Linked DNA regions of Homo sapiens: region 2 is linked to region 1. The links are chromatin loops, found by intact Hi-C in ENCODE. Cell type or tissue: mesothelial cell of epicardium. All regions are shown on one strand.

Region 1 (4,000 bases):
CTGCCAATGACCTGGGTTCTCCAAGGAATCCATGACACTTCAGAGACGTAAAACCAGACCCAATGAGTGGACTGTGTTTGGATATAACTGTGAAAAAATATCTTTCAAACCATTTGAATGTGGGCTGGATATTAAATGATATTAAAGAATTATTTGTAATTTTATTAGGTCTGGTCATCATGGCCTTGCTTTAAAAAGGGAGGCCTAATTAATTAGAATATATCATACTGAAGTATTTGTGGGTGACATGGCACATTGCCTGCTATTTTATTTAAAATACTTTTTTATTAATAAAAGTGAATGCAGATGGAGAAAACAAGAGTGTCAAAATTAAAGCCACCAAAATGTAGTCACTGTGACAAAGGACATTACCCATGAGCCACGTCGGGCCTTCTGATCCTTGTGCCTCTGGGGGCATCCTTGGTCAGCTTTCAGTGGCTTTCTTACTTTATTAGTTTCAAAAGACCTTCCTAAATCCATCCACTTGTTCTTTTAGTTTTTTACTGCCTCATTTTTCCTACTGTACAAGTTGGTGTCAACGAAGTGGTATTTGCTAGAATGACCATGGCTCTGGGAAACATGGTTTGGGAAGAGAAAGGATAAAAGGGTGGGGGGTGAGGAACCTTCGATTCCTTGGTGGCCACGTGCTCAGCCGTGTGTGGAGCCACAGTTGTGCTGTGCTCAGTTACTAAAAGTGAAAGTTATCAGTGGTACTGAGAGATGGCTCCAGCTCCCTGGGAGCTGGTTCACTGGATGTGTAAGGAAATGCAAACTAGGGTAAAATGTTCAATTCCTTGGTTATTGTTCTATGTAACAGCTAAAATGAAACTAAAAGGCAGTGCTGGCTCAGACCTTGATGCTAGACCAAGCTCAGATTTCAGTGGGTCTGAGTTTCAGCCACTGGCCTGAAAGCCACCCTCAAGGGAAAAATTATGCAGGAACAACGTGAAGTATCTCTAAGATCTCTGGTCACCAGCAGGTAGTCCATGTGGGGAGAGGGCCAAACCAGAAGACCACTGAAACCAGAGGTGCCGTGTGAAGGAACTGTTCATTTTGTAGATCAGTATCATCAGCTTCCTGAGGAGTCTTTAGTAAAAATGGGTTATGACAGCAACAAATATAGGATGAATATCTTTGGTTTGGAATGCTGCAGAGTGGAAGAGCGTGTTTGGGTTCATGCAGTACCCACAGCTTGCTATGGAACAATCACAGGTGGCTCTAAGTGATCAGACACACAGAAGGTTATTCTCAAGGGAACAGCCAGCCTGGTGGACTGGTTACAGTCACTGTAAGATTTGTGTATCCTGAGAAGAGGGACTGTTGTCTCCTCCTATGACTGAAGTGGAGCACCCCAGATGAAGCGGCGGACATGCTTTGCGTGCAAGCCATATGGGACTGTCTTTTTGATGACCGCGATATTCACCTGTTAAACATGCCTGTTACCCATGTATAGCAATATATATATAATAGAGACAGAGAGAGAGAGAGAGAGATGGAGTCTCACTCCGTCGCCCAGGCTGGAATACAGTGGCATGATCTTGGCTCACTGCAACATCCACATCCCGGGTTCAGGCAATTCTCATGCCTCAGCCTCCTGACTAGCTGGGATTACAGGCGCCTGCCGCCACGCCCAACTAATTTTTGTATTTTTAGTAGAGACAGGGTTTCACCATGCTGGCCAGGCTGGTCTTGAACTCCTGACCTCAGGTGATCCACCCTCCTCGGCCTTCCAAAGTGCTGGGATTACAGGCATGCGCCACTGCGCCCTGCCGTAAAGCAGTATTAATTGGGCATGCTAAATGGGAACCAGTGAGACCGTCTGAGCCCACAGGGGAGAGTTGAAGCTGGAGTCTTGGTATGGCCAGATTCTCTCTGTGTTAGGTCTGTGTGGTGTGTGCACTGGAGCTTACATCAAAGCCTGTGAGCACCTCCCAGCGACAACTACTGGGACTCTAGACTGGAGAATTCTCATTTAAAGGGTATTTACTAACTTGGTCTCAGACATTAGTGGAAACTACTCTTATGACTGAAGGACATAAAATGATCTTAAAACATGAAATACCCCTGATGTCTTGGGTGATATCAGAGAAATGCTCTAATGGGAATGGCAGTACCCTAGAAGAGTCCTGTAATAAAATGGAAGTGGTTTATTCAGGATCATGCTGCCTAGGGAATACAAGGAGGCGATATGAGCAGGGAGCCCATTTTCCTCTAGGACTGAATCTGGAGCTATGTGAGGAGCTTCTGGATTCTATCGTCAGTTGAACAGAGCCCTGTCAACCTCTCTCAACTGACCGACGAAGAGTTGCTTGGTTTGTGGGTGGCAGTTCCAAGGTGAAGAGACACACAGTCCTGTTGGAAGGGCTACTTTGATCAAAGCAGGCTAAAACAAATCAACTTGGTGGGCTGAAATGCATGCTGTTACCTAACAGTGATGGAAGAATTGAAGGGTTGTAGAAGCGCCTGTGTTTGGGGTTTTATTGACTTTTGGGCAGCGACCAGTGGCCTGGCCATACACTCAGCAAGAGGGCCATGGAAACCTGGCTATTAAAAGGACTCCCCCATGGAGCACAGCCCTGTGGAAATCTGAGGGTGCATTAAAGTAAAACAAGTCAATGCTCATCAGAACTCCCTTCCAGATTCCAAAGGTGACTGGAGTCAACAAGCAGTTATCCCTGTGTCCTCCCCTGATGTGGGCAGCTGGGTCCATGAAATAAGTGGGTAGCTGCAGCAGTGCAGAGATGGGCTGAATCTAGACATGTTCTGTATAGACGCTGACTGGTCTGGGCTTTGCTTACCCGGTGGAGGATGCAAATGCTCACTGTGCCATTCAAAAGCCAGAACAGAAGATATTGCACCAATTTGGATGGCCCAGTCACATTTCTTTAGACCAAGGAACACACTTTACAGCCTGTAATATCCAACAATGGGCAGAGCTAGTCTCCTCCGGGTAATAGTTTGATAGAAAAGTAGAACAGGCAATTCAAACATTAGTTGTCCTAAACGGGGGGAGATGAAGACACGAAGGGCTGGCTTGCACATCTTCACAAGTGTAGTGCACACTCACCATGAGTGGGGCTAAAGGCGTGTTCCCCTAACACTTTCCTCCGTTTCCTGGTGGATCTGGGGTAGAGGGGTGGGAGGATGCTGGTATGACTATGCAGTTCTTGCCAAGGGAGAAGTACCCAGGCATAATGACTGCAATTTTTTTTCCTTCCCTCTCCACATCACGTTAACTTTTTTTCCCCTACCTGATGCAGGGGTCATAGGCCCAGGGCTGCAATTATAAATGCTGACAGCAGGGATGATTCCTAAGCAGGAAATTGTCACTATGTTTTTAAAACTTGTGTCAGAATTCCCAAGGGCCTGATGGGGATGGGTTGTGCCTTCACCCCATCTGGCAAACTGGGGTTGACACAGAATGAAGCTATCTTGTTTGGTGGTAAGTATAGCCCACGGCTTTGTACCCTGTCTGAACGGAGTGGACCCAGGGAGGGGCACCTGCTAGACCAGTAATGCTCCCAGCAATCTAGACCAGCACAGTGTCTGATCTGAGTGTCCCTTCCAAGGGTGGAAACGTTTGGGTCTAAACAAAGAGAAGGAGAAATCATAGCTGAGGGTAAAGGAGTGAATAAAACGCTCCTGTAATGAGGGAAGTCTCATATTATATTAACACTGAAAATGCTCCAGAGCAAGAGATATCATTGCCTCTTAGCTCAATTATCCCAGATGCCCAGAAGGGTAAAGCTATGTGTTTGCCGAGGCCACTCCTGCTTTTGAAGCCCTACAGGACAGGGTGGAAGCCTGCAAATCTGAGTAGCCCCACCCTGGGAGACATTTCCATAAGATATGATGATGGACTGGACTAACTATTAATGAATGAGTGGGATTCTAGTCATGTGACAGTATCTTTTGAGTTGTATATCATTTTGCTGTAAGAGATTGGTGGCCAGAGACAGGGGGCGGACTGTGATACTGTACTATAGTAAGAAATATCTAT
Region 2 (4,000 bases), 390 kb before region 1:
CCGAGGTGGGTGGATTGCTTGAGCCTAGGAGTTCAAGACCAGCCTGGGCAACATGGTGAAACTCTGTCTCTATAAAAAATACAAAAATCAGCCGGGCATGGTGTTGTGCACCTGTAGTCCTAGCTACTTGGAAGGCTGAGGTGGGAGGTCACTCGAGCCTGGGAGGTCAAGCCTGCAGTGAGTGGAGGTGGTGCCACTGTACTCCAGCCTGGGCAACAGAATGAGACTCTGTCTCAAAAAATTAAATCAATTATGAGGGGGGTGGGGGAGAGAGAGAGAGATACTCCACAGAGAAAGTTTTGTGTGTCAGAGTCTGAAAGTGAGACTTGAGCCCCACGTCAAATTAAATTTCCTAGTCCTCAGATTGGCCCTTATAAACTGGCTTCAGGCATATGGTATGGAGTCATCTCTGTGGTAAGGTCTGACAATGTTCTCTTCGGGTAACCCCTCACTGGAGCCAACACAGGTGCTGAGGTCCCAGGTGGGTGTCCGTAACCATGACCTCGGGGTTCATCATGGACCAAGCTGCAGCAGCGAAGATGTGGACACCCCTTCCTGCAGATCCCATACATGGATCCCTGAAAGTCTTCCCCAGGAAGGGCTTGAGGAAATCTAGACTCGAGGTCAGGAGATATTCATGGTCTGGCTAGAGATTCATGGCCCCCGCTCTCAAAGTAGCAAACTCCATGGCACCAGGCAGGCAGCTCCATGCCACTGCAGTTGAGGGAGGGAACGGACGAAGAGGCAGTCGGGTGGCCCTGAGCTGAGTGAGTTATAAACAGGAACAAATCTTTCATTCCCAAGGGCCTCATACTTTTACTGTGGAACTAGAAGAAAATGAGGTGTTGTCCTGAGTACTTCAAAGTCATGTCCCAGACTAGTGGCAAACAACCGATCTTTCCTCTTGAGACATGTTCACTGGTTCTAAAGGCATTAAACAACGATTCCATTAAACAATGGACTTCTGGGGAGGGTACTTTTTGGGCCCCAGTTGACAGAATATGGCAATTCTATTTGAGAGCCTTGGGCCGTCTGTATCCAGATGAAGGTGACTGATGTCAGGGACATCTTAGCTATGGACTCTTCAAAAGCAGCAAGCCATGGGTGTTAATGTTCCTCAACAGCATGTCTTTGGACCTTGAGAGTGTGAGCCTTGGGAGCGCATTGGTGTGCCTGCCAGACCACCCTCAGCACACAAGTGGAGTCCACCCCGGAACAGAAGGCAGAGCCCACCTCTGGATTTCCAACATTTCAGCATGGGGGCTCCTGGCTAGAACCATCCCATAGTGGGTAATATACACAGGACATACCTCAGCTCTGAGAAGGACAGAAATCCAGAACTGTCTATCAGTCACTCTCTCAACTGGAGGCCTCAGCTGGAGAGATGTAACTGAACTGTCTAAAGATGCTGGGCATTAGGATGTCCATATGTCTCTAGGAGTGAGGCCAGAAGACTTCCTCCTTATGCTGGGGAACTGGAGGGGAGACCTAGGCTGCCCATCTGCCTCTGGAAGGAGTTGAGACACTGGAGACCTAATTCAGTGTGCAACTAATTTCAGGAACAAAACACAGGAACTGTAACAAGCAGCCACCAACACATCTTGGAACAGCTCAGACTGGATCAAGCCGTGGCCGGCTGCCAGGGTAAGGATGTGGGAGCTTTTGGCAGACAGAGTGTTGCTAGGAACCAGGGGCTGCAGGACAGGAAGCAAAATGGTCAACTGCTGAAGCCTCTTTGTGTCTTGTGCTACAACTGTTTAGAACCTTACCCACTGTTATGGCTGAATGGTGTCTGACTGCACCCCAATTCCTATGCTGAAGCCCTAACATCTGGTACCTCAGAATGTGACTATATTTGCAGATACGGCCTTTAAAGAGGTGATTAAGTTAAAATGAGGTGGTTAGGGTGGGCCCTAATCCAGTATGGCTGAGGGTCTTTATAAGAAGAGGAAATTAGGACAGAGTCATATACATATGGAGAAAAGATCATGTGATGATACAGGGAGAAAATGGCCATCTGCAAGCCAAGGAGAGAGGCCGCTCTGCCAGCACCTTGATCTTGGACTTCCAGCCTCTGGAATTGTCGTTTCTACTACTTCAGCCTCCCAATCTGTGGCACTTTGTTCTGACAGCCCTAGCATGTGAATACATCCAGGCATAAAGTAGGGGAGGAGAATGAAATAGGACAAGATAGGGTAACCCACAGGAAACATCTGCCCACTGGTGAGCTTTCCCTGTGTACACAGGGTTGGCCAGACAGAAGGTCCTGCCACTTCTCCAGAAAGGTCAGGGCCACTACCCCTCTGCTATGGGTTGGATGTGGTTTGTTTGTTTCTGTCAGAACTCATGTTGAAATTTGATCTCTAATGTGGCAGTGTTGGGCGGTGGGGCCTAGTGAGAGGTGTTTGGTTACTGGTGCGGATCTCTCATGCATAGGTTGGTGCTATTCTCAAGGAAATCAGTGAGTGCTCGCCCCGGGGAGACTAGATGAGTTCTCTTGGGAATAGATTAGTTCCTTTGAGAGAGGATTGTTAATAGAGCCAGCATTCCCCTGGGACTTTCTCCTCTTCAAACGTGTCCACTGCCCCTTTGATATTCTCCACCACGTTATGATGCAGTTGTGATAGTCCTCACTGGAAGCCAGGGCCATGCCCTTGAACTTCTCACCCTGCAAAATTGTGAGCTAAACGTATTTTTTTAATACATTACCCAGTCTCAAGTGTTCTTTTATAGCAACACAAAATAAACTAAAATACCCCCTCAGAGGATCTAAGTTGGGGATGGGGCAGTGGCCTATCTTGGAGGAGAAACCTCGGCTAGGTGGGTCCAACCCTTGCATCAGAGCATGTGTGGCTAAGTGGCAAGGCTGAGGCCTTCAGCACAGGGGCAGGCACAGGGGCAGGAGAAGCAACTCCACGTTGGGCAAAGCAAGAAATCCATTCTGCTCTGTGGCTTTGCTGTGTGTCACTAGGGAGACAAGTGGACAGTGTCACACAAACAGCCCATTGCTGACTGGTAAGGGGAGTGGGGAACAAACCATTCTGGAGGAACAGATTGAGGACAGAGTCCTAGCACCTCTCTAGTCGAGGGAAACCTGGAAGAATGAAAGTCTTTGTGAGAACGCAAAGATTTTCCAAGTTATTCTATCTTCTCACCATTGGACCCCGAAGGCTCTCCCCTGCCCCAGCCTGCACTGCTCAATATAATCATCCACTGCAGTCACAGGGGAAAATGAGGCTGCAATTCACCCAGAATGGAAAGATCAGCTGCATATTTCCAGACCAATTTTTTCCACTGACAGTGACTCGATAAATAACCACAGGCTGGGAGAAGGAGAAGACCGTGTGGATGAGAGCTGGGTGGGGCATGTACTCTGGTTGTCCTTCCACCCTTCAAAGAATTACAGGCTGGCCAGCAAGACTCAGCCTCCAGCCATCCCTCATCCTACTGATTGTCTCTAAGGTCAACTTGTTGTCTACAGTGCAGTGAGGCACTCCCCTGTGCCTCAGACCCCACCCAGCTCTAACGTCCACCTTGTGGAGTGGACAACCCTCTACTGCAGGATCCTCTAGAACACAGCAGGAAACTTGCACATCTTTGGACTAATGAGGCACACAGGGAAAACCCTGATTCCTGCTGGAGGGGCACAAAATAGAGCAGCTCTGTTATTATTCAATGTATATGCTTTTAAAATTATTAATTTTTTAAAATTTTAGATTCAGGGGATACATGTGCAGGTTGGTTACATAGATATATTGCATAATGGTGAGGTTTAGGCTTGTAGTATACCTATCACCCAATCAGTGAACATTGTACCCAATAGGTAATTTTTCAACGCTCACCCCCTCCCACCCTCCATTGATATACTGATTACACGTTTTTGATCTAGCAAAGCTATCCACTAAAAACACTTAGAGACTAATAATGTTATACCTAAGTTTTCCACTCTCTTACTCTTTTCTGGACTTTTTTTATGGATATAAAATGTGTATACAGAAAT

Evidence for each region. A loop is a pair of places that touch in the nucleus more often than their neighbours do. Peaks named below come from ENCODE experiments on the same cell type or tissue, not always from the same donor. Only the 100,000 strongest peaks of a DNase experiment are listed, where the experiment ranks them.
Region 2: it touches region 1 in a loop (23-fold over the local background); 2 of 110 quality-filtered maps call a loop at or near these places.

Annotation. Positions count from the first base shown.
Region 1 is chr6:160,265,416-160,269,415 of GRCh38, forward strand. No RefSeq gene overlaps it. Among named protein-coding and RNA genes, the nearest start is that of SLC22A2, 8.6 kb to the left of the region's middle. In mesothelial cell of epicardium, no CTCF peak of the experiment used is centred here; no DNase peak of the experiment used is centred here.
Region 2 is chr6:159,873,049-159,877,048 of GRCh38, forward strand. No RefSeq gene overlaps it. Among named protein-coding and RNA genes, the nearest start is that of MAS1, 16 kb to the right of the region's middle. RefSeq lists an enhancer at 2,216-2,868. In mesothelial cell of epicardium, no CTCF peak of the experiment used is centred here; a DNase peak (open chromatin) is centred at 1,633.